Regions from separate parts of the Homo sapiens genome. Here all the other regions are linked to region 1. A link is a loop called in an ENCODE intact Hi-C map of the cell type or tissue named here. Cell type or tissue: endothelial cell of umbilical vein. All regions are shown on one strand.

The links. A loop is a pair of places that touch in the nucleus more often than their neighbours do. Peaks named below come from ENCODE experiments on the same cell type or tissue, not always from the same donor. Only the 100,000 strongest peaks of a DNase experiment are listed, where the experiment ranks them.
Region 2: it touches region 1 in a loop (7-fold over the local background); 6 of 110 quality-filtered maps call a loop at or near these places.
Region 3: a loop joins it to region 1, with 12 times the contacts of the local background. A loop is called at or near these places in 13 of 110 quality-filtered maps.

Annotation. Positions count from the first base shown.
Region 1 is chr4:151,273,027-151,281,026 of GRCh38, reverse strand. All of the region lies in intron 1 of SH3D19 (SH3 domain containing 19), which reads left to right. PRSS48 (serine protease 48) reads right to left here and starts at 3,866. Exons shown (of 5, transcript NM_183375.5): 1 at 3,803-3,866; 2 at 1,069-1,231. The coding sequence starts at 3,854. It overlaps LOC124900799 (a long non-coding RNA gene), which reads left to right and starts at 5,869. Exons shown (of 2, transcript XR_007058328.1): 1 at 5,869-8,000. In endothelial cell of umbilical vein, CTCF peaks have their summits at 3,873 and 4,078 (motif pointing left); a DNase peak (open chromatin) is centred at 4,066.
Region 2 is chr4:151,113,253-151,121,252 of GRCh38, reverse strand. It overlaps SH3D19 (SH3 domain containing 19), which reads left to right. Exons shown (of 20, transcript NM_001378122.1): 20 at 1-972. Among named protein-coding and RNA genes, the nearest start is that of SH3D19-AS1, 7.0 kb to the left of the region's middle. In endothelial cell of umbilical vein, a CTCF peak has its summit at 3,706 (motif pointing left); a DNase peak (open chromatin) is centred at 3,672.
Region 3 is chr4:151,601,033-151,609,032 of GRCh38, reverse strand. All of the region lies in intron 7 of FHIP1A (FHF complex subunit HOOK interacting protein 1A), which reads right to left. Among named protein-coding and RNA genes, the nearest start is that of GATB, 160 kb to the left of the region's middle. In endothelial cell of umbilical vein, a CTCF peak has its summit at 4,564 (motif pointing right); no DNase peak of the experiment used is centred here; H3K27me3 peaks cover 454 bases.

The DNA of each region.
Region 1 (8,000 bases):
CTGTTTTTCCCCCTTTATTTTGGTGGAGCAGATTCTCCTATGGCTTCTTGAGAAAATGTGCATGAGAGGTAACATTTTTGCTGCTTTGTGTATGTGAAAATGTTTTACTTCTATCCCACATTTGATTGATAGTTTGCATATGGGTAGAATTCTAAGTTGGAAATAAATTTTTTTTAGCATTTTGAAGTTATTACTCTATTTTCTTTGAGTTTTTTTTTAAACTTAATTTTTTTTTTAGAGACAGGGTCTCACTCTGTCGCCCAGGCTGGAATGTGTGGTACAATCATAGGTCACTGCAGCCTTGAACTCCTAGGCTCAAGTGATCCTTCTACCTCAGCCTCATGAGTAGCTGGGATTACAGGTGCAAGCTGCCACACCTGGCTTATTTTCATTGAACTTTCAGTGTTGTTATTGAAGAGTCCTGGAATTTTAATTTCTGTTGTGTATTAGTTATCAATTGTTGCATAATAAGTTATAAAGCTTAGTGGCTTAAAACAACAAATATTTATCTCATAGTTTTTATGGGTCAGGAATCAGGTGTGACTTAGTTGAGTACCATTGACTCAAGGTTTCTCATGTGGCTGCAATCAAGGTGAGCTGCAGCTGCAATCAAGGTGAGCTGCAGTCATCTTACTGGGGAGGATCTGTGTCCAAACTCACGTTGGTAGGCTTTGGGTCTTCTCGCTGTTGACTAGAGATGCGGGTTCCACATGGGCCTCTCCATAGGGACACTCACCACATGACAAGTTGCTTCTCTCACAGCAGTGGCTCTTAGAGCTCAGATTGTGTTTATGACCCAAAAACACGACAAAAATCTCCTGACTGGTATTTAGAAGGTGATTTGGCAAAAAATAAGAAAAGTCTTTAATATAGTGCCTGTCTCCAACTTTCCTTTTTCTACTTCTATGCCCTGTCTCTAGTTGTTTCGGGTTTGATAGTCTGACATGACCTGGGTTTCCTTCCGCCCTGCCTATTTTACCACTTTCATTTGTCTTTTGGTTCATTCATGAAGTGATGCAAATATTCACTGAGAACCTGTCTGTGTGTTAGCTGCCAGCTAGAACTCACGGTTGTATGCAGTGTGCTGCTGTCAGTATCAACCTCTCACTGACGAGGGAACCTCCACAGATAAAGTTGTGGTCAAAGTGTAGGCTGACCTGCCAAGGCCAGCGCCCTGCAGCAGCATCCTGGCCACCTACAACGCGGCTGGAGTATACAGGTTGCCCACACACTAGAGAAAGAGAAGAAAGGGAAATGTGGAAACCTAGGAGTCCTGTTTCTCTGGTCCCCACCTTATCATCATTCCCAAACTCCCATCTATTCCTAGGACCTGAACCCTCCCTAGACACCATACTCCATCCTATTCTGGTTCCACACCCAGCAGTCTTGGGCTCAAAATGGAGACCACTCCCCTGATTGTAGCTCTTTCTTTTTGGGAAAAGAGTGTAAGCAAGAACCTAAGGAAGAAATAGGGTATCATTAACACATAGTAACACATCTAATATCTAGATTCACTGAACAGAGAACCTTCCTTTATATTTAAATTTTCCAGATTGGTGTTAAAGGCCAAAATTTTCAAATGCCTTCTACCTATTAGTGGGAATCTTCACAAACATACTTACCTGCCTTCTTTAGCAGCACACATGGAATATCATTTAACTTAAAATTTTTTTTTTAAACCAGGGATAGTGGCTCATGCCTGTAATCCTGGTGCTTTGGGAGGATGAGGTGGGAGAACTGCTTGAGGCCTGGGCAATATAGTGAAACCAGGTCTCTAAAAAAAAAATTGAAAAAGAAAAAGATTTCCACATTTCTCTTTCTCTTCTTTCTCTAGTGTGCTGGTGACCTGTATACTCAAGACGTGTTGTAGATGGCCAAGATGCTGCTGCAGGGTGCTGGCCTTGGCAGGTCAGCCTATACTTGGGCCACAGCTTTATCTGTGGATGTTCCCTGGTCAGTGAGAGGTGGATACTGACAACAGCACACTACATACAAGTGTGAGCTCTAGCTGGTAGCTAGCACACAGACAGGTTCTCAGTGAATATTTGCATGACTACATAAATGAACCAATAGACAAATGAAAGTGGTAAGATTGACTGGGCACAGTGACTCACGCCTATAACCCCAGCACTTTGGGAGGCTGAGGTGGGTGGATTGCTCAAGTCCAGGAGTTCAAAACCAGCCTGGGCAACATGGCCAAACACCGTCTCTACAAAAAATATAAAGAAATTAGCCTGACATGATGGTGCATGCCTGTAGTCCCAGCTACTTGGGAGGCTGAAGCAGGAGGATTGCTTGAGCCCGGGAGGTGGAGGATGCGGTGAGTTTAGATCATGCCACTGCACTCCAGCCTGGGCGAGAGAGTGAGACCCTGTCTGAAAAGAAAAGGAAAAAAATGTGGTGAGATAGGCAGGGCAGAAGGAAACCCTAGGTCACATGGGACTCTCAAACTAGGGATGACCAGAGATAAGGCACAGAAGTAGAAAAAGGAATGTTGGAGACAGGTGCTATATTAGAGACTTTTCTTACTTTTCACAAATCACTTCCTAAATACTAGTCAGGGTTTTTTTTTTCTTCTTTTGGGCCACAAACACAACAGGTGTGGTTCAACCACACCTGTAGTCCCAGCTACTAGGGAGGCTGAGTGGGAGGATTGCTTGAACCCAGGAGTCTGAGGTTGCAGTGGGCTATGATTGCACCACTGCACTCTAACCTGGGTGACAGAGTGAGACTCTGTCTCTTAAAAAAAAAATGCTCTATGAAGATTCAAATTTAGCTTTTACTTGATTCAAGGTCACCATCAGGAATATGAAGTATGTTAGTTTATAAATACAATGATGCCCTCAGATGCGGTTGAGGTTGCAAGCTGTTTACTTTTGTGCTATTTGGTTTAACTGAATTGGCATTTTGCAGTATTTGTGTATCTTTCTTCTTTGCTACCTGTTAAGTTTTTTGCTCTCTCAGCATACCCTTTCTGTTTTTTGGGGGGACGGGGTCTTACTCTGTCGCTAAGGCTGGAGTGCAGTGGCGCTATCTCGGCTTACTGCAACCTCCACTTTCCAGGCTCAAGCACTTCTCCTGCCTCAGTCTATTGAGTAGCTGGGACTACAGGTGCCCGCCACCACGCCCGGCTAATTTTTGTATTTTTTGTAGAGATGGGGTTTCACCATGTTGCCCAGGCTGGTCTTGAACTCCTGATCTCAGGTGATCTGCCCGCCTTGGCATCCCAAAGTGCTGGGATTACAGGCGTGAGCTGCTGTGCCTGGCCAGTATACCCTTCCTTTAAATCCCTGTGGACCAGAAAAATAAATGAACAAGCATATACCTGAAATCATAGAATAGTGTTTGCTCTTCCAGTTCCCTCTGCTTGAGATGCTCTTTTCCTGGATCCTCTTACTTAATTTAGTTATCCCCTTCAGTTCTGCTCAAATGACTCCTTCTTAGTGAGGCCTTCTTTAACTACCCTTCTAAAGATTGCAACACTCCTGCCCCTGTACTTCAGATGCCCCTTTCCTTTCATAGTACTTATTACCTTCTAACAAGCCTTATAATTTACACATTTAATATGTGCATTGATTATAAGTCCCACGAAGATAGGGATCTTGTGGGTGTGTGTGTGTACTGCTATTTCCAATCGGGAGCATTGGAATGGTGCTGGGTATATAGTAGCCTCTCAGGACCTTCTCAGGCTGTGCTACTCATAACTAACATCCCATGGGTGAAGTGTCACATTGTTCTATGTGATGCCCTCTTTAGTAAAAATCCTCTGCCTCTGCCTTCTCAACCCCACCCTGGCGCTCACCTGAGATCCCCAGCAGAAGGAGCAGCGTGAAGGCACAGCCAGCAGGGCCCATGTCTCTGTCCTCAGAGCCAGTGAGCGCTTCCTGCTTCCTGGACTCAGGCTCCCAGGAAGAGGCCAATGGGGAGCTGCCAGAACTAGCTTCTCCTAGATGGATTCCTCTGCTTCACCCCCTCCTCTCCTTTGGTCTTCACCCGCTGCCAGATCCTGAAGGGACCAGACTTCAGAAGTGCAGCTGCAGGACCCAGGGGAGGAACTGGGGTCTGTGGCGCCCCCTGCTGTCCTGGGAGAGCAGGGTTTCTGGGGTTTCTGCCTGTGGTGTTGAGGAGTGGCTGGTTGAGGGCACTGGAAGAAACAGGACCCTGTCTCTAGCAAGGAGATAGAAGGTGGACAGGATTCTCCAAAAGCAAGAAATGGAAAAGAGGAAATGAACCCAGTATCTGGTTAATTTTTCTGAGTTTTTTTGTTTGTTTGTTTTCATTTCTGTTACAGTGTTAGCTGCACTGCAAGTCAAGTTTCCTGGGAAACAGACTCTAAGACAGAGATTTGTGTGCAGGAAATTTATTTTAGAGTGGTCTCAGGATCAGCAGCTCTTGGGTGGGTAGTAGGATTGGTTAGAGGGAGAGTTGAACTGTGATGCGTTTGCAACAGAGGCCACAGCCTATCTCACAAGTTTCTCTGGAGCTGAGGTGGCCCTCAGAGACTTTCTGTACTGAGCTAAGAAGGATGCGTTCTTAGGGGTCTGCATCATTGGATGCAGGCCACCTCCTAGGAGGGGGCATTACCTTGGGTGAGGTGGCTCTGTTGGCAGTTCTTGGAATAAGACTTAGCTGTGAACTGTCAGCAGCCAACACTCCTAGCTGCTAAGGGAATGAATGCTTCAGTTCTAAAGGGGGGTCTGGATGGTACACCACAACATCTACCTCAGAAATCTTCACTCTGCCTTTTGTTTTCTGTGCCAATTGTTTGTAGGGTGCTAGGTCTGTGGAGGCAGAATTCAATGAACTATTAAAATGTTACTGCTCTCTTGCAACTTAAAATATTGGGATGCTTGAAAGAAACATATAAGCAGTTTAAAACTAATAGGCCAGGCACGGTGGCTCATGCCTGTAATCCCAGCACTTTGGGAGGCCGAGGCGGGTGGATCACCTGAGGTCAGGAGTTTGAGACCATCCTGGCCAACATGGTGAAATCCCGTCTCTACTAAAAATACAAAAATTAGCTGGGTGTAGTGGCGTGCACCTGTAGTCACAGCTACTCGGGAGGCTGAGGCAGGAGAATCGCTTGAACCCGGGAGGCGGAGGTTGCAGTGAGCCAAGATGGCGCCACTGCACTCCAGCCTGGGCGACAGAGCGAGACTCCGTCTAAAAAAAAAAAAATAATAATAATAATAATAATAATAGAAGTGGCTGGGCGTGGTAGCTTACGCCTATTATCCCAGCACTTTGAAAGGCTGAACGGGGAGGATCCCTTGAGACCAGGAGTTTGAGATCAGCCTGGGCAATACAGTGAGACCCTATATCTACAAAAATTTAAAAATTAGCCTGGTGTAGTGATGTGCACCTGAAGTCCCCAGCTACTCGGGAGGCTGAGGCAGGAGGATCACTTGAAGTCAGTAGTTCAAGGCTACATGAGCTATGACTGTACCACTGTGCTCCAGCTTGGGCGACGGAAAGAACCTGTCTCAAATAATAATGGAAGACCAGAAAATGTAGATATTTTGGTAAGAACTATTCAGTTACAGGCAACTGAGGCTCACTTAAGCTAGCTTAAATCAAGAGGAGATTATTTTAAAGCTATTGTTTTGAGCTGAATTATGTCTCCTCAAAAATGTATCTTGAGGCTGGGCATGGTGGCTCACGCCTGTAATCCCAGCACTCTGGGAGGCCGAGGCGGGTGGGTCACGAGGTCAGGAGATCGAGACCATCCTGGCTAACACAGTGAAAACCCGTCTCTACTAAAAAATACAAAAAATTAGCCGGGTGTAGTGGCGAGTGCCTGTAGTCCCAGCCACTTGGGAGGCTGAGGCAGGAGAATGGCGTGAACCCTGGAGGCAGAGCTTGCAGTGAGCCGAGATCGCGCCACTGCACTCCAGCCTGGGCGACAGAGCAAGATTCCGTCTCAAAAAAAAAAAAACGTATCTTGAAGTCCTAACCGCACTTCCATACTTCAGAGTATGACAATATTTGGAGATAAGGTCTTTAAAGAGGTAATTATATTAAAAAGAGGTCATTAGGTTGGGTTCTAATCTCATATGAGTGATGTCCTTAGAAGAGGAAATGTCATGTACGTGACATCTATAGAGGGAGAAGACAGCTATTTACAAGCCTAGGGTGCCTGAAACAAATCCTTCCCTCATGGCCCTCAGAAAGAACCAGCCATGCTGATACCTTGATCTTGGACTTCCAGCCTCCAGAACTGTGAGGAAATAAATTTCTGTTGGTTAAGTTCGTCTAGTCTGTGGTACTTTGTTACAGCAGCCCTAGCAAACTTATGTAGATGTCTATGGAATAATAAGAACAGGATAACAGGGACACCTGGAGCTGCCATAGGACAACCCTGAAGACCAGAGCTGGAAAGGAGCTCTGGATTCATGACAGCTTAAGAGCTCATAGCAGGATCTTCTCTCTGGTTCTCTGCTATTAATATGGCTCAACCGAATTCCATGTCATTTCTTTCTGTCCTACTATAAACTGCTCAAGTTGTTCCCTATTTTCAGTTCAGACTCCCAAGACGTCTTATTTGGCACAGATTATCTTTTCTAACCAGGATATAGGTTCATGGCCATGGATTAACTGTCCTTGGGGTAAGTACCCTCATATGGGAAGGTGAGAAGATGGGGATGCAGAAATATGGCCAGCTCAGTTGCAGGGGCTATTGTGGCAGGGCAGATGCCAGGTTTGCTATATCTCAGTAAAGTAGCATAAAGATGTTTACCTCTTTAAATACATTTTAAAAGATTTTAGAAGTGAACACGTGAAAAAAATCTCTCCATTTGCTTTTTTAAGCAAACACTGCAACACCATGAATTTTTACCAAATTTATGTTTTTAAAATTCATTTGTTTTCATTTGTGTCTGCTTGATGGGGATGAAAATCTACTACTACTATTACATTTGTGATAGTTTCTGAATACATTTTTAATGGTTCTTGTTTTGTGTATCCAATTTTGTTTTTGTGGTTTATGCATTCACTCTGGTTTTCTGCTACTCACTGATTTTATCATTATACAATGACTCTTAGTATTTTTCATCTTAATTTTTTCTGAAATTAACATTACAACCGGCAGTTTTCTCCAGCTCGTTTCATTGAAGAAAAAGATTTCTTATTCATAGCACAACCATCTTTGTGAATATTCCAATTAATTTATGGTATTCACAGACAATTTTAGCTATTGAGTTAACTCACTTAATATAGTTCTTTTAAAAGGTCAGACCTCAGTTTGAGATTTGCCTTCTGATCATGTTTAGAGTAAAGGTAGCTTATTATTCATTTTGCAGAGACCTGAAAGCTTTGGACAGATCTTTCTGTTGACTTACCACAGGAGCAAAAAACTTGACCAGAGAGTCCTTTCCCTCTGAGGATTTTGTGGTTGTCCCAGGTCTTTGGACTTCTTTTTTTTTTTTTTTTTTTTTTTTTGAGATGGAGTCTCGCTCTGTCGCCCAGGCTGGAGTGCAGTGGCGTAATCTCGGCTCACTGCAACCTCCGCCTCCGAGGTTCAAGCGATTCACCTGCCTCAGCCTCCCGAGTAGCTGGGACTACAGGCGCCCACCACCACGCCCAGCTAATTTTTTGTATTTTTAGTAGAGACGGGTTTTCACCATGTTAGCCAGGATGGTCTCAAACTCCTGACCTCGTGATCCACCCGCCTCGGCCTCCCAAAGTGCTGGGATTACAGGTGTGAGCTACCGTGCCTGGCTGGACTTTTATTAATACATCACTGGACAAATCGGAAGTACTGGCTTATACCCTTTATATGTTAGTTGGATTGCTCACAGAATCTCTCCTCTCCTTTGTTTAAATGTTTTGTAAATAGATATTTCAGTTTTGGTATCTGTTAAATTTAGTTGGAAATAAACTCTACATCAGTTACTGATGTAACTAAGGCACCAGTACTTTATTTTGAAAATTGGAAGGTAAAAGGAAAGAATTAAATAGTTATCCTAGTTTTCCTGTATAAAGTGTAATTCAGAGTATCAAAA
Region 2 (8,000 bases), 160 kb after region 1:
TTTGCATTATTCCAGTAATATATAAAAACTGTGTCTTGTTATAGTAGTACATTATGAATCACATATAAAATCTTACAATACAGAACAACTGTTAAGATGGAAAACAGTGCCAAACCTCCACAGCTCATTTCTTTGTAATATAATCAGAATGAAAAATAATTTAAGAGGACAGAAGACTGGTACTTTTTTGTTTTATTTTTTCTCTAGCTTATCCCTGCACAATTATTAGAGTGAATGAAAAACCACTTTCCTGCTTTCCATTGTTATAAATTCTAAGCTTAAGATAAAAGTGGTTCTTTACATGACTGAATCAATTACAATTTATGGGCTAGAGCCAAATAGGTTGAAGACAATCATCCAAACAGATCAATGGAATAGAATTTCATTGGAAATGTAAAACACTTTCCCAACAATGGTCATGACTTTCTTCTGTTTTTGAGAAGAGTTTCATATGCTGGACCACATTTTAGCTTTTATTGTTTTTTTTTTCCCATTGTCCAAAAAGTTAAGCAACAAGTGGCCACACTTTTACGTGACTACAACCTGGAGTTCTGCAAAGAAGGTAATATTTACTTGGTCTTTGACTAAAGTTATCTCCCCATTCTATGGTTACATTTTATTTTGGACTATGGGGACTTCTAATACGTTTTGGTAAAGAAGAGAGTATAAAGAAAATTCTTGTCAAATTTCACTCAAAAGTAATTTCATGAGAAATCAATGATTTAAAGCATTATCCAAATTAAATTATCATTTGCAGCAAACTGTACAACAGCAGGAAGGATATGGAATGGAACATGAGGTATATATCTTTGCCTTTATAATTTTAACATCTTATATTGAAGATTCTGAAAACCTATCTTTATTAGAGGAAAATCTCAATCTTCAGTTTTGGCCTTCTGTCAGCAGAATGATAAGTGCAATAGTTGTAAATCTACTTGACACTGTAATAAACTGAACTGAACTTTCAAAGTCCCTTTCTCATACTAGACTGAGTTTTTTGAGAATGGAGGTGGTATCTTTTTTTTTTTTTTTTTTGAGACAGGATTTAATTCCCTTTGACCAGGCTGGAGTGCAATGCAATGTTGGCTCACTGCAGCCTCTGCCTCCTGGGCTCAAGTGATTCTCCTGCCACAGCCTCCTGAGTAGCTGGGACTACAGGCGCACACCACCGTGCCCAGCTAATTTCTGGTATTTTTTTTTCTTTTTGTAGAGACAGGGTTTCGCCATGTTGCCCAGGCTGGTTTCAAACACCTGGGCTCAAGCAGTCTGCCTGCCTCAGCCTCCCAAAGTGCTGGTATTACTGCACCTGGCCTGTGGTACCTTATTTATCTTTGTATCTCTAGTCCTTTGCACCATTCAGCCTCAATAAAGGTTGGTTGGTGGGTTGGGTGAGTTGGTTGGTTGGAATGGATGGATGGATGGATGAATGACTTTCACATACAGCAATACCATCTTGGATTCACTCAATATCTTTCCTCTTTAATTTTTGACATAAATCTATACTAAAAATTCACAGTTTTATGTCATTTCACTCTCATGTTCTATGTTGTGCTTGCCACTTATTACCTACTCAACTGACAGGAAGCAAAAAGGTAACATATGGGCTCTCGTAGATACTTTCTTTTTTTTTTTTTTTTTTTTGAGATGGAGTCTCCCTCTATCGCCCAGGCTGGAGTGCGGAGGCACGATCTTGGCTCACTGCAAGCTCCACCTCCAGGGTTCACGCCATTCTCCTGCCGCAGCCTCCTGAGTAGCTGGGACTACAAGCGCCCACCACCACGCCCGGCTAATTTTTTGTATTTTTAGTAGAGACGGGACTTCATCGTGTTAGCCAGGATGGTCTCGATCTTTTGACCTCGTGATCCACCCACCTCGGCCTCCCAAAGTGCTGGGATTACAGGCGTGAGCCACCGAGCCCGGCCTCATAGGTACTTTCTTATTCTGTATATTGATTGAATTCAAGGCAAGACTGAGCATGTTTAAGGAGAAACATAATTTTTATACTCAGTGAATTTTATGGGAGAGAAATAGGAACACATTCTGTTTCCTTTCAGGAATTTTAGGTTAAAATCTGATCTTGTTCATCTAAACCTCCTCAAACTAGAATCTCTTAATCCTTTTTCTTTGATAAATTAAACCTAGAGGGCTGGGCGCGGTGGCTCACGACTGTAATCCCAGCACTTTGGGAGGCCGAGGCAGGCGGATCACGAGGTCAGGAGATCGAGACCATCCTGGCTGACACGGTGAAACCCTGTCTCTACTAAAAATACAAAAAATTAGCCGGGCGTGGTGGCGGGCACCTGTAGTCCCAGCTACTCGGGAGGCTGAGGCAGGAGAATGGTGTGAAGCCAGGAGGCGGAGCTTGCAGTGAACCGAGATCGCGCCACTGCACTCCAGCCTAAGCGACAGAGTGAGACTCCGTCTCAAAAACAAAAAAAAACCTAGAGAAGCCTTTCCAAGCAAGGCGACTCAGTTGAAAAAAAACCTAGAGAAGCCATTTAATATATTATTCTTATCCTTTGAACACTAAAAGCGTTTTTCTTTAAAAGATGCCCTTGTTTACATGGCTAGAAGGGTAATGGAATATATCTGTCATTGTGCTCATATAAATCACAGGTCTTGAATTCAGTCTGTAATATTCAAAATGAAAGAAAGTGCGTTTATCAGAATTTATTAGTAGAACTTGCATTTGAAAAAAAAATTTTTCTATAAGATTGTAGATCAATACTCCTAACATTCATTTCTTAGTTTTTACTCAGTTTCTTAAGCTTACCTAAATATACCTAGAGAAAATAATGATGACTGTATGGACTAATAATTATAAGGCGATATATTCACTTTGGTATAATCATTAATGGTTTATTTCTTTTAATTAATGTCAAATGCACATGAGCCATATGATTCATGATTCAATGTCATTTTGAATGCCATTGAATGAATTCTTCACAGTGAATTTATTATTTTATTTTATTGTATTGTATTTTAGAGACAGGGTCTCACTTTGTTGCCCAGGTTGGAGTGCAATGGCATGATCTTGGCTCACTGCAGCCTTAGACTCTTGGCCTCAAGTGTTCCTCCCACCTCAGCCTCCCGAGTAACTGGGACTACAGGCATGTGCCACCATATTTGGCTAATTTATTATTTTTTTCATTTTATTTTTTGAGGTGGAGTCTTGCTCTGTTGCCCAGGCTGGAGTGCAATGGCACAATCTGGGCTCACTGCAGCCTCTGCCTCTCAGGTTCAAGTGATTCCCCTGCCTCAGCCTCCTGAGTAGCTAGGATTACGGGCACGCACCACTGTGCCCCGCTAATTTTTTTGTATTTTTAGTAGGGACCAGGTTTCATCATGTTGGCCAGACAGGTCTTGAACTCCTGACCTCAAGTGATCCATCCGCCTCGGCCTCTGAAAGTGCTGGGATTACAGGCGTGAGCCCCGGCATCCAGCCTAATTTTTTATTTTTTGTAAAGACGGGGTTTCACCATGTTACCCAGGCTGGTGTTGAACTCCTGAGCTCAAGCAGTCTTCTCGCCTCGGCCTCTCAAAGTGCTGGGTTTGCAGGCGTGAGCCACCTTGTCCAGCCAACTGAATTTTTTTCAGAACTAACGTGAAGTCATTTTCTAACTTGTGCCTTTTTACTTCACTGTAATTAAAGAAGGAAAAAAAATAGAAAGCCTGACTCAGAACAACACTACCATCTAGGGGCCGCTCTCTTAATTGCGAGCTCATCCTGTTATACCACAGAAGAGAGCCCTTGGAGACCAGAGTTCAACTTGCAGAGGTTAAATGATTTGCCTAAAGTCACAGTTACTTGCAGAGCCTAAAGTAAAACCTATCTCTGCGGATTTCCAATCCAGTTCTTTTTCCGTTTATTATGGCAAAGTGATAACATTTTTTTTAGCAGTTAAACAAGAAGAATTGATCCGTTTCATTGGCCTGTAGTGGTTGTAGCCTCTAATACTTAACGATTAGAAAGAATTACACAGTATGTATTAAAGCCTTGAAGTTTTATCCTTCAGGAAGAAAAGTCCTGTCAGCTTCTTGGTTTTATGTGGACAATTTATATTGATGTTACCTAGAAACTGAAACATGAATGGATCCACTAATGTGGATTCCTTTTTCTCTTTAATAGAAAATATTCAAAAATTTAGAACATCAGATCTTGTACAGCTGTATCTTGTAGGGCTGTGCCCTTGGCAACAGTAGAGCAATCATAAATCTAGATTTTCATTAAAATATAACACAAAACACTGTTATTAGTATTTTGGAGTATAATAGATTAACCAAAGCACTGTTAAGCTGATAGATTTATATTTCAGAGTCTGAGACATATTCTGATTTTTTTAAAGGAATTCTAATTATATGTATACCATGGATTATTTATCTTCAAGTACTGTAAATTAGGCAATAATTAAATGAAATATTTGGTTGTCTATGTTTCACAAAAATTAACTAACAATACCAAAATATTGGCCTCTGGCTGAGCACTATGACTCACGCCTGTAATCTCAGCACTTTGGGAGGCCAAGGCGGGTGGATAACCTGAGGTCAGGAGTTCAAAACCAGCCTGGCCAACATGGTGAAACCCTGTCTCTACTAAAAATACAAAAATTAGCCAGGCTATGGTGGCGTGGGCCTGTAATCCCAGCTACTGGGTGAGGCAGGAGAATTGCGCAAACCTGGGAAATGGAGGTTGCAGTGAGCTGAGATTATGCCACTGCACTGCAGTCTGGGCAACAGAGAGTGACACCATCTCAAAAAAAAAATGTGTGTGTGTGTATATATACATATATGTATATATGTGTATGTGTATATGTATGTGTGTATACATGTATGTGTGTATGAATGTATACGCATATGTATATGTGTGTACACGTGTGTATATATACATATGTATGTGTATGCATAGTATATACATACATGTGTATATATACATATGTATGTATATGCATAGTGTATACATACATATGTATGTATATGCAGTGTATACATACATATGTATACATACGTATGTGTATATGTATATATACGTATACATGTATACATGCATGCATTTATACATATGTATGCACATATATACATATACACATATGTGTATACACATACACACACTTTAAATATATACATACATATACACATACGTATGTATGCGTGTATGTATATACATATACACATACATATATACATATACGTATACACAAATGTATATGTGGTAATATACACATATATACTTACATATACATGCACATATACACATATATATACATACACATATATACGTGTATATACATATATGTATCAAAAAAATAATAATAGGGCCGGGATGGATGTTATACACTTCTAGGAGCTGACACCTGCAATAATTTTTCTGCCTTGACTTCTTTTTTTTTTTTTTTTTCTGAGACGTAGTTTTGCCCTTGCTGCCCAGGCTGGAGTCCAATGGTGCGATCTTGGCTCACTGCAACCTCTGCCCCCAGGTTCCAGCAATTCTCGTGCCTCAGCCTCCGAAGTAGCTAGGATTAGAGGTGCCCGCCACCACGCTTTGCTAGTTTTTTGTATCTGTATTTTTATTTTTGAGATGGAGTTTCGCTCGTCAACCCAGGCTGGAGTGCAATGGTGTGATTTTGGCTCACCGCAACCTCTGCCTCCTGGGTTGAAGCAATTCTCCTGCCTCAGCCTCCCAAGTAGCTGGGATTACAGGTGCCCACCACCATGCCCAGCTAATTTTTATATTTTTAGTAAAGACAGGATTTCACCATGTTGGTCAGGCTGGTCTCAAACTCATGACCTCAGGTGATCCACCCGCCTTGGCCTCCCAAAGTGCTGGGATTATAGGCATGAGCCACCGTGCCCAGCCAATTTTTTGTATTTTTAGTAGACATGGAGTTTCGCCACTTTGGCCAGGCTGGTCTTGAACTCCTGTCCTCAGGTGATCCACCCGCCTCACCCTCCCAAAGTACTGGGATTACAGGTGTGAGCCACCGCACCCAGCCCTACTTTGACTTCTTAAATGATCTTAGCAAATGGAAACTCATTACCCTTCATAGCTGTCACACTTGCATTGCCTATCACAGCGTTACGTCAGAGAATTAATGACTCATTAAATTGGTATGACTGGATATTTAAAGATACTAAAGATTATTACTGAAATTTGGAGCTGTGTTAATAGGATTTTGGTTACATTTCTTTTTAAGAAATCATTTCAGAGATACATGATGAAATATTTACATTTGATAAGTTAAATTTGCTTCAAATAATTGAGGAGGAGAAATTGTCAGGAACTGTGCAGTGTTTGACATTTTACCCAACTTGTAAGCTAAACATTTAGCCTGGCATGGTTTCATGGATGTTAGCAGAAGACATGAGACTTCTGGGACAGGAGCAAAACACTTCATGATAGCAAAAGTGAGAACCAGAGTTTCGTGTTCTTATGTGTCAGTTTCCCATACCCCACCAAATCCCGAGGAGGTGATGCAAAGGGCCCATTATACAGTGAGTTGTGTGACAGGAGAGGAACACTGAGATCCACCACTTTTATAGCAAATGGAAGCAAGCTTGCTTTTTTTCCTGGGGGAGACGTTACCTCATCCTTCAAGGTTGCTCACAAGGGTGCAAACACAGCCCTGAGAAGTGGCCAGGGTAAAGAACAGTCAAGGGATTGTATTCTTGGCATACTCAGCAAGAATGTGCAGAGACACTTAGGGTATACAGCACATTGCCTCTGTCACTATTCACTCCTCAGCCTGACACATTCTTGGCCAAACTTAAATTTTTACACAAGTGTGCTACTCTGACAACCACTTCGATTAAGCTAACCAACAGAAGCCAGAACCAAATCCACTCAGTTTGTCTCACATGACGTTTAATTAAGTCTATTATCAAGACTCAAAGCAGCAGATGAAGCCAACCTGCAGTATTGATCTCAGTCTTACTCTCCAGGGTCCCAGACAGCTTACTGTGAATAATCTCAGGGAGTACCAGTAGGTCTGATTTTAGGCAGCCATGAGGTATTCTAGGGCCAGGGTATTTTATTCATTAAGACCTGTACAGAGTTTAAACTGATCTGTTAATCTCTGGTGTCGCTGCAATAATTAGACAATTGATGGGCCAGAAAGCGACCTCTGTCCTTAATGGGGAGACATCTCATGACCCATTTTTCTCCTACCCATTTTTCCCCTATATACCAAAATATAACCCCAAAGGACACAAGTCACTTTGGTTCAGGACTCGTTGCTAAACCTGATTTGTATCATCACATTGGTTAAGTCACAGGGGCAGTGTCACCAAATAGCTGCAGCTTCGGTTGCCATATACGGTATTACCCAAGACCACTCAGGCGTCAAAAGCATATGATCAGTCAGATTGAATCAAGGTTGTGTTGGTCCTGATGTCTGTATACATTCGAATTTGGGTGCTGTTGTTGATGGTATCAGGCACAGCAGAACAGTGCAGGACTGACCATGTTTATGAGAGATTTTCGTTTTCATAGCACATTTCATGGTGGTCTGGACAAGCCCAGCAGCAGGTCAGACTGTTAGCTGCAGCTGCCACTTGATTCAGGTAGTGGTTTTGAATCAAGGGCAGTGGTTCCAGCTGGGGGCAGTTTTGCCCTCCAGGGGACATTTGGCAATGTCTGAGCCATTTTTATTTGTCACAACTAGAGGGAAGGTGCTACTGGCATCTAGTGGGTAGAGGCCAGTGTAACTGCTAAACAACGAATTATCTGGCCTAAAATATTAATAGTGCCAAGGTTGAGAAACTGACCTAGGGAACAAATTGTGCATTAATTATTTCCCTTCCAGCTAGGCATGGTGGTTCACACCTGTAATCCCAGCACTCTGGGAGGCTGAGGCAGAAGGATCGCTTGAGCCAGGAGTTTTAAGACCAGCCTGGGTCTTAATATGACACATTAGTTTCAAGAGCTGTAATTGTATGGTCAAAGTCAGTTGGTCAGACCGAAACAGCAACGTCATAGCCTAAGAAGGTCTTAACAGCAGTCAGCC
Region 3 (8,000 bases), 330 kb before region 1:
AATAATGACACTTGGCCAGCATCCTGAACAATGGGAGGTACCCCGCTCAATCAAACACTACTCACACATTAGAGGCCGAAACACATTCTTGGAACCCCTAATATTTAAGAACCCAACAATCTCCTTTCACTACTCGCCTTTAGATACTACTACTAAGTCTTAAGTTATATGAAATATTTTGAGATTCCTTATCTCCAGTTTAATACCTTGCTCATTTGGAAAAGGCTTCACCAAAGTGCTTTTATCTGACATCATCTGATGTCCACCACAGTCTTGGGAGGCTGACAAGGTGGGGATTACCATAGAAGACAAAACTGAATCCTTAACTGGGTTAAGACCCTTGACAGCACACATAACTAGAACCCCTGTCTTCTGAATCCTAGTTCAGCGAAGGAGCATTAATAGCAGAAGTGCCGGCACAAGGGCATAGATCAGTGCTCCTCCAAGTGTGGTCACTGGAGCACCTGGGTGCCGGCTCATGTGCAAATTCCTGGGCCTCAACCCTACCTATTAAAGCAGAATCTCCGGAACCCAGGAGTTTGCAATGAAGAAGTTCCCCAGTAACTAGCTGCACATTCAAGTTTGAGAACATGTGACACTGAGAATTAGAATAAATAGGAAAACAATTATATAAGCAACTGAGTTGATACCACATTCTGAGAGAAATAAGAGAAAATCAAAAGTTAGGGGTCGGACGTGGTGCCTCATGCCTGCAATCCCAGCACTTTGGGAGGCTGAGGTGGGTGGATCACTTGAGGTCAGGAGTTTGAGACCAGCCTGGCCAACATGGTGAAACTCTGTCTTCACTAAAGATACAAAAATTTACTGGGCATTGTGGCATACGCTTGTAATCCCAGCTACTTGGGAGGCTGAGGCAGGAGAATCGCTTGAATCTGGGAGGCAGAGGTTGCAGTGAACCGAGATCATGCCCCTGCACTTCAGCCTGGGGAACAGAGTGAGACGCCATCTCAAAAAAAAAAAAAAAAAAAAAAAAAGAAGAAGAAAGAAAAAGAAAAGAAAAAAGAAAAAGAAAATCAAAAGTGATGCTGGCTGTGAAATAATGTAAAAGTATGTTAAGGAGCAACAAGCATATTATCTAAAATCAAAACACTATAGTGACCAAAAATGGTATAAAATTTATTGGCTAGTAACACACAGTGTCATGTGAAGGATGTCTCACTTTAGAGATTCAGCTGGTTACTTAAATAAGTAATAATAGGTAGTATGTATTTAGCACTAAGTGCCAGAGACAATGATAAGCACTTTAAATGCATAATCTTACTTAGTCTTTACAAAAGCCCGATAAGGTAGGTATTATTATCCCTAGATTATACATATACACCAATGAGAATACCTGCCACAGGCACATAAAGTAGCAAAGAACTAGACTCAAACCAAGGTCTTGCTAACTCAAAACCCATTTCTTGAACTGTCAAGCTAGGCAGCTTCCCAAAATTGTATCAGTTGAATATAATGCATTAATTGAATATATTAGATGGTACACACTTTTAGTTTTCAATTAATCAAGAATTCCCAAGTCAAAGCCTCTTACACTTGTCACTAAAATTTTCTAGATCTACTTAATAGCTGGCTGTCACTGGATAGAGAAATTATTAATTTAGTCTGTCTAAAACTGGCCTGCTTAATATGATTTTTTCAATCCAGATTTAATAGTGCTACCGTCACTCCATGTTACCTAGTTGCAGGCCCACAACAGGACTGGGCCTTTTAATTACCTCGTTCAATTGTGTTTACTGACTGATTATAGTGATGGTTACATCTGGCCCTCTGCTTCCACGGTACTCTTCTGTTTAAGTCCAGGGGAACTGAGTAGACAGAATGATTGCTTGGGCTCCACCACTCCTATCCCAGCTGAGCCAGGCTCCTTAATTATGGCTCCCTTGGTTACAACTGGATCTCGGACAGCATCTGATAAGGGTGTAAGTGTGAGATGGTACCAGGGGCATTGAGCTTTCCTGCCAAGTTTAAGAATCCCCAACTTCCCCAACTGCTGGGTGGCTCTAAATGGAATACCTGTCTGTCCCGGAACCAGCGCCTGCCTGTAAAGCTGTGGAGACAACAGCAGCACCTTCTAAGAAGAACCACCTCATTTCTGCAGGACATTGTTGGAATCCCCCTAACTTCTTACCAGACCAGCAGTCTGTGGGCTGAGGTGGGCACATAGGTATGCTTTCAGCGCAGTGGAGAATACAATCTAAGTCACTGGTTTACTCCAAGCATGGTAAGAAACAGGCAAAGTTCCACATGAACAAATACAGCTCAAGATTATTACAAGAAGAGGAAAAAGCAGCTAGCAAAAATAGAACAAGACAATGTTCAGGAGCCTTCAGTGATTAAAAACCATGGGTCAATAAGGTTGACAATGTTTTGTGGGGTTTTCTGCAAATTATTGAAATATATAAGTAGAAATATGAAATGCAGATATCAAAAAAAGTATTCCTCTGTATCTTTTAGTTTGGTTCACCCCAGAGATGGTGCCTCGTTTGGGGCTCAACTAAGTCAAGGGAAGCTACAAAAGATTTAGCAAAGAACCACCAAATTTAAAAAACAAAATCTAAAAATTCCAAAGCCAAGGTGGCATCTTACATTCCATGCTTTTGATTCCTTCTTCCCATTTTCCACTGAAAGGAATGACATGATCAGTGAAATTCCACAGCATTATAGGAAACCAGGCATAAAACTTCAAGACGTTTTTCCTCAGGAAGTGGCACAGATGACAAGTGACAAAGAGCAGAGACCTGCTGAAGCATCCAAAAATCCAACGGGAAGTCTGCCAGAGAACAAGTAAGAGGACTTGTGTCTACCCTTCTCCTACTCCAGAACCCCCGCTACTATCTCCCAGACTAGAGAGGCATGAGGAAGAACGGACAGGAGAAATGAAATTAAATCATGGTTGAACAGCATGCTGTCCTGCCCACTCCTCACTATGACATAAGCGATCAGTGTATTCCTCCTGCAAACTCAGCACCCAATTATAGCCCGTTAATATTTTATAATGGTGATAATAATTTGAAGATGGTACTTAATTGCTCTTAAAATCTTCAGTCACTATTTTCACTGGGCATAAAAGTCCAAAATATGCCTAGCCAGTAAGAGCCAAACTGGGCTCTACCGGAGTTCCAGCCTGCCCGCCCACATACACACTTACAGCAAGTGGGCAACTCACAAGTGTGGCTGCTCTCAGCCTCTCAAAATTTCCATCTTTACTTCTCTAGTCCCCAAAAAACTTCCATCCATCAACCTAAGTCAATAAGCCATGAATTATTGAGCTTGCAGGATGCAGATCATGAATACGTATGTGCATGTTTGGAAGACAAGCTTGTAAAACAAATGGGCTCCACGGCGGCTTATATGAACCCAGCACACATGCCTTTAAGGAAATGGCTGAAATTATTCTACCCATGTATGTTGTTCAAGCATGGTTTCAGCACAGAAGAGATGGTGGAAAAATCAGTTTTTCTGGTAGACTTTTTGCTTCTGTCTTTCCAAGTGCTCTTGAATGGAATAATTTGTTGAATGAAACACAGCTGGCTGCTCTTTGCATAAACCAAAGGTGCAGGCTTTCTTTGTGGTCACAGTTATCATTGCGAATGCCTGTGAGCTGCCTGCAGAAGGGATGGTATGTAATTATCTTCCCTTCCATCTACCTCTTACTTCAGCACATTCACCTCGATGTCTCTACCTCTATCCACCAGAGATAGTCCCAAACTTTTGCCATAATTTGGTAACAATCTCTTTTTAAAAAGGAGCAAAACAACCCACTAAACAAAAGACTACCCTACCCTAGTTCACAAGACATTTGACAGAAATAATATGACTGAGCCTGAGGTGCTACTTATACAACCTTTTCCCATCCAAACAACCTAACAGTCCCCTCTTTCTAATCCTGCCAGATCCAGGACAAGCACTGAAGCCATCTTTGGCTGCAACTGCCAACTCTCTACGGGTCTCCCACCAGCCCAGGATCCTGAAACAACATATCTGGATGGAGATTTTCCCAAGCTAATGACAAAACCAATTAGACTGCTTCACTTGTTTTTGTCTGCTACAAACCTCATTTCCTGTTTCACATCAATTTTTGTATGATACTTGTTCTTAAACACAGAACCCAACAAAAACTCATTTTTATTTATTTATTATTATTATTAGTATTTTTTTTTTTTGAGATGGAGTCTCACTCTGTCACCCAGGCTGGAGTACAGTGGCGCGATCTCAGCTCACTGCAACCTCTGCCTCCTGGGTTCAAGCAATTCTCCTGCTGCAGCCTCCTGAGTAGCTGGGTCTACAGGCGCCCACCACCATGCCCAGCTAATTTTTGTATCTTTAGTAGAGACAAGGTTTCACTGTGTTGGCCAAGCTGGTCTCAAACTTCTGACCTCAGGTGATGTGCCCTCCTCAGTCTCCCGAAGTGCTGGGATTACAGGCGTGAGCCACCATGCCCGGCCCAAAAATTCATTTTTAAATTGGTAAGACCAAATTGAAAGTAATGAATATGATTTCATGCCAAAACTGCAAATTATTTTGAGCTGTTAGTTCATGTGGTGTCCAACAGATGTCACTGTGTTTCCCTCACAAACTGAAAATATCTCCTAGTACCCCTGTGAATTAATTGAAAAGCCCCAGGGCTCCTTGGTGCACTGTTTGGGAACCACAGATGCAGGCCCTTCCAGGGGTTTCAGGAAAGAGCAGGGAAGCAGGGTCAAATGCAAAATCACCTAACAATAGAAAGGAGCACGTGCTCAGAATAACATGGGCACCGAGAGCTGCCAACTCTAGGGAACAGAGAAGACTAGAACCTCCAATGTAAGGGACAGCTGCAGGAGGCTGTGGGATTTAGGCTGGTCTTTGAAGAAAGAGTAACTCTTGACCACAGAGGAGGAAGGAAGAGAATGTTCCAAGCAGAGAAAACGGACTGAGTATAGGAGAGAGGCCTTGAACCAAGAATGAGAATGGTACGGAGTCAGGGCTGTGACACAGCATGTAGACCAAGAACATTGTAGGAAGTGGAGCCACTTAAGGTTTCAGAGGAAGGATGATGTGTTTAGAAAATTTAATCCAGCAGTTTTGTGTGAGATAATCTGAAGAAAGAAGTTGCAGTAATGAGACCATAAGTGAAAACTAACCCTGGTCAAGATATGTGGAGATGAAGACCCAGAGTGACACTATTGGGAGAAGAAACAAAAAAACAGACTCAAGAACCTTGCAGGAAAAGGTTGGCACTATATTTGGGAAGATTAAGAGAAAAAATTCAAGGATGATTAAGAGTTCTATGCCAGGTAAGTGGGAAAAGTGATATTATTCACAAAAAGAAGGTATGCAGAGGATGAATTAAGCTAGCCTCGGGAGAAAGACATTATGAGTTTGCCTCCTGACATTTTAAGTTTGAGGAAGCAACAGGTCATTGAGATGAAGAGATCTAGCCAGTGGTCAAATACTCAGCCCCAGAGCTTTTTAGGCCATCTGTGCAGAGCAAGGATAGCAATCATGAGGGTCAATCAGTGCAGGAATAGTCCCTGAGGCATGCCCACATTTAGGGAAAGACAACATCCAGTCAGCAGAGCAGACAGACCCTAAGGAGAACTAAGAGAGTTCAGAGTGTGGCATCAAAGGGGGAAAAGAGGAAACCCGGGTCCAGGGAGTCAGAAGCCCCAGGGGTTGTTAATAAAGCGATTCTTTACAATCTCTCTTTTTTTTTTTTTCAGACGGAGTCTCGCTCTGTTGCCCAGGCTGGAGTGCAGTGGTGCGATTTTGGCTCACCGCAACCTCCACCTCCCAGGTTCAAACAATTCTCCTGCCTCAGCCTCCTGAGTAGCTGGGACTACAGGCACATGCCACCACACCTGGCTAGTTTTTTGTATTTTTTAGTAGAAACAAGGTTTCACCATATTGGCCAGGCTGGTCTCTAACTCCCGACCTCGTGATCCACCCACCTTGGCCTCCCAAAGTGCTGGGATTACAGGCGTGAGCCACCGCGACTGGCCACAATCCCAATATTTTTAAGCAAATGCTAAGTGCATTTATTAGCCTGGTGAGGAAAAAGCTGGGTATAGTCCTTAAGGGAGAAGCAGTCATCTCTTTTAGGTAGTGTAGAAAGGTTTTATAGCTAGAAAGCAGGACAATCCCTTATCTCTTAAATCTTGAATCACTTGTGTCTGTCTTTTTCTCCACACCTTTCCCTTCTCTTGAATCCCCTGCCTGTTTTCTTCTGTTCATCACCACACTACCCAGAATGCCAGTCCACACTAAGCGGCATTATTTTGTCACCACCAGATGGTTCCTGAGCCCCTTATCTGACTCCCTCTGCACTGCTTACTATGGATATCAATGTTCACCTGCCTTACAAATCACATTAGGGTCTTTTCTCAGTCCTCGTGGTCCCTCACCTCTTTTGGACATCACAGCTCTCCTGGCGTACTTTCATCCAAACACACTCCTCCACGCCCTCCCTACCTGCTCACCTTCAAGGTTCGGCACAATGTCACTCTCTCCCTCCCCACCTGCCCTGGCTACTTTCTCTGTCACAGCACTTAGTTTTTCTTGCTTAAATTAACATGTCAGTCTCCTGGGTCCCAGATTATAAACTCCATGGAGATGACAGAGTTTTTCAGCCACCTTCATTTCCCCATGGAGTCTGGCAGTACTTTGCACCTGGTGCACACTGACTAAATGGTCTTTGAACAAACAATATTATCCTTTTACTGCATATGAGATGGCAGAATCTGTCCTGCAATAGTTATGATAATACCTTTGCATATAACAGTATATGATTTTTCAGAACACACTTATATTTGATTTTCATACCCTGTAAGGAGGAAAGAGGAGGTCTACTATCCTCATTGTACAGCTATGGAAATGTGATATGATTTGCCCAAATCTCATCTTGAATTGTAGCTCCCACAATTCCCACATGTCGTGGGAAGGACACAGTGGGAGGTAAATGAATCATGGGGGCGGGTCTTTCCCATGCTGTTCTGGTGACATTGAATAAGTCTCATGAGATCTGATGGTTTTATAAATAGGAGTTTCCCTGCACAAGCTCTCTCTCTATGCCTGCCGCCATCCATGTAAGATGTAACTTGCTCCTGCTTGCCTTCCACCATGATTGTGAGGCCTCCCCACCCATGTAAAACTGTGAGTCCATTAAACTTCTTTTTCTTCCCAGTCTCAGGTATGTCTTTATCAGCAGCGTGAAAATGGACTAATATAAAATGTGACTCAAGGAGGTTGGAAGCTTTGCACAAGTTCACACAGCAGTAGTAAACAAAAGAGCCAGGACTAGAACCCAGATCTCTTACTCACAGTCTAATGCTCTTCCACTGCACACCCTGACTCTGTATAAATTCATGTAATAATAAGCCTGATTTGGTGATGGCTACCTATGCTTCAGATATTCCTTCATTTATTCATATCTAGTATGTTGTTAGCATTTCTACCCGTCACATTGGAGTCCAACTCTGATTTTAGGTTCCAGAGGACAAGGATCAATAAACAGAATGAGGCAGTAACTATAAGCTATAAAAAGTAGATTCACTAATGTGTTTCTAGAAAATTTTAAGCTGCAATTTACTTATGCATTAAACCCAAACACACTCTACAGGAACCATATCTACCTTCCAATTATTGCTCTAAGATGCTGATACTGGTAAATAAGCATGCTGATGGCTTCCAACGGCCCCTCTAAATCTACTCTCCACCTTTTCCACCTTGCCCTATGCCCCCCCAGTAGACCTGTATGGACCTTTTTCCCATGGTTCCCTTCCATATGCTTTCCACTTGGGTTCACCCAATGGGGTTCCAGCAGGAGACTGGAAGGAAGAAGAAGGAAACTTAGTTATTTATTCCCCTGACTCCCCTCTGAAGGGTTGCCTCAGGCAGGTTGTAACCCATGACTGAAGTTCATGGCTCTTATCAGGTGGGCCTCTCCACATATGTCTCTTTGACCCTTTACAGCACATTCAGACTTAGGGGTGGCAACTGTG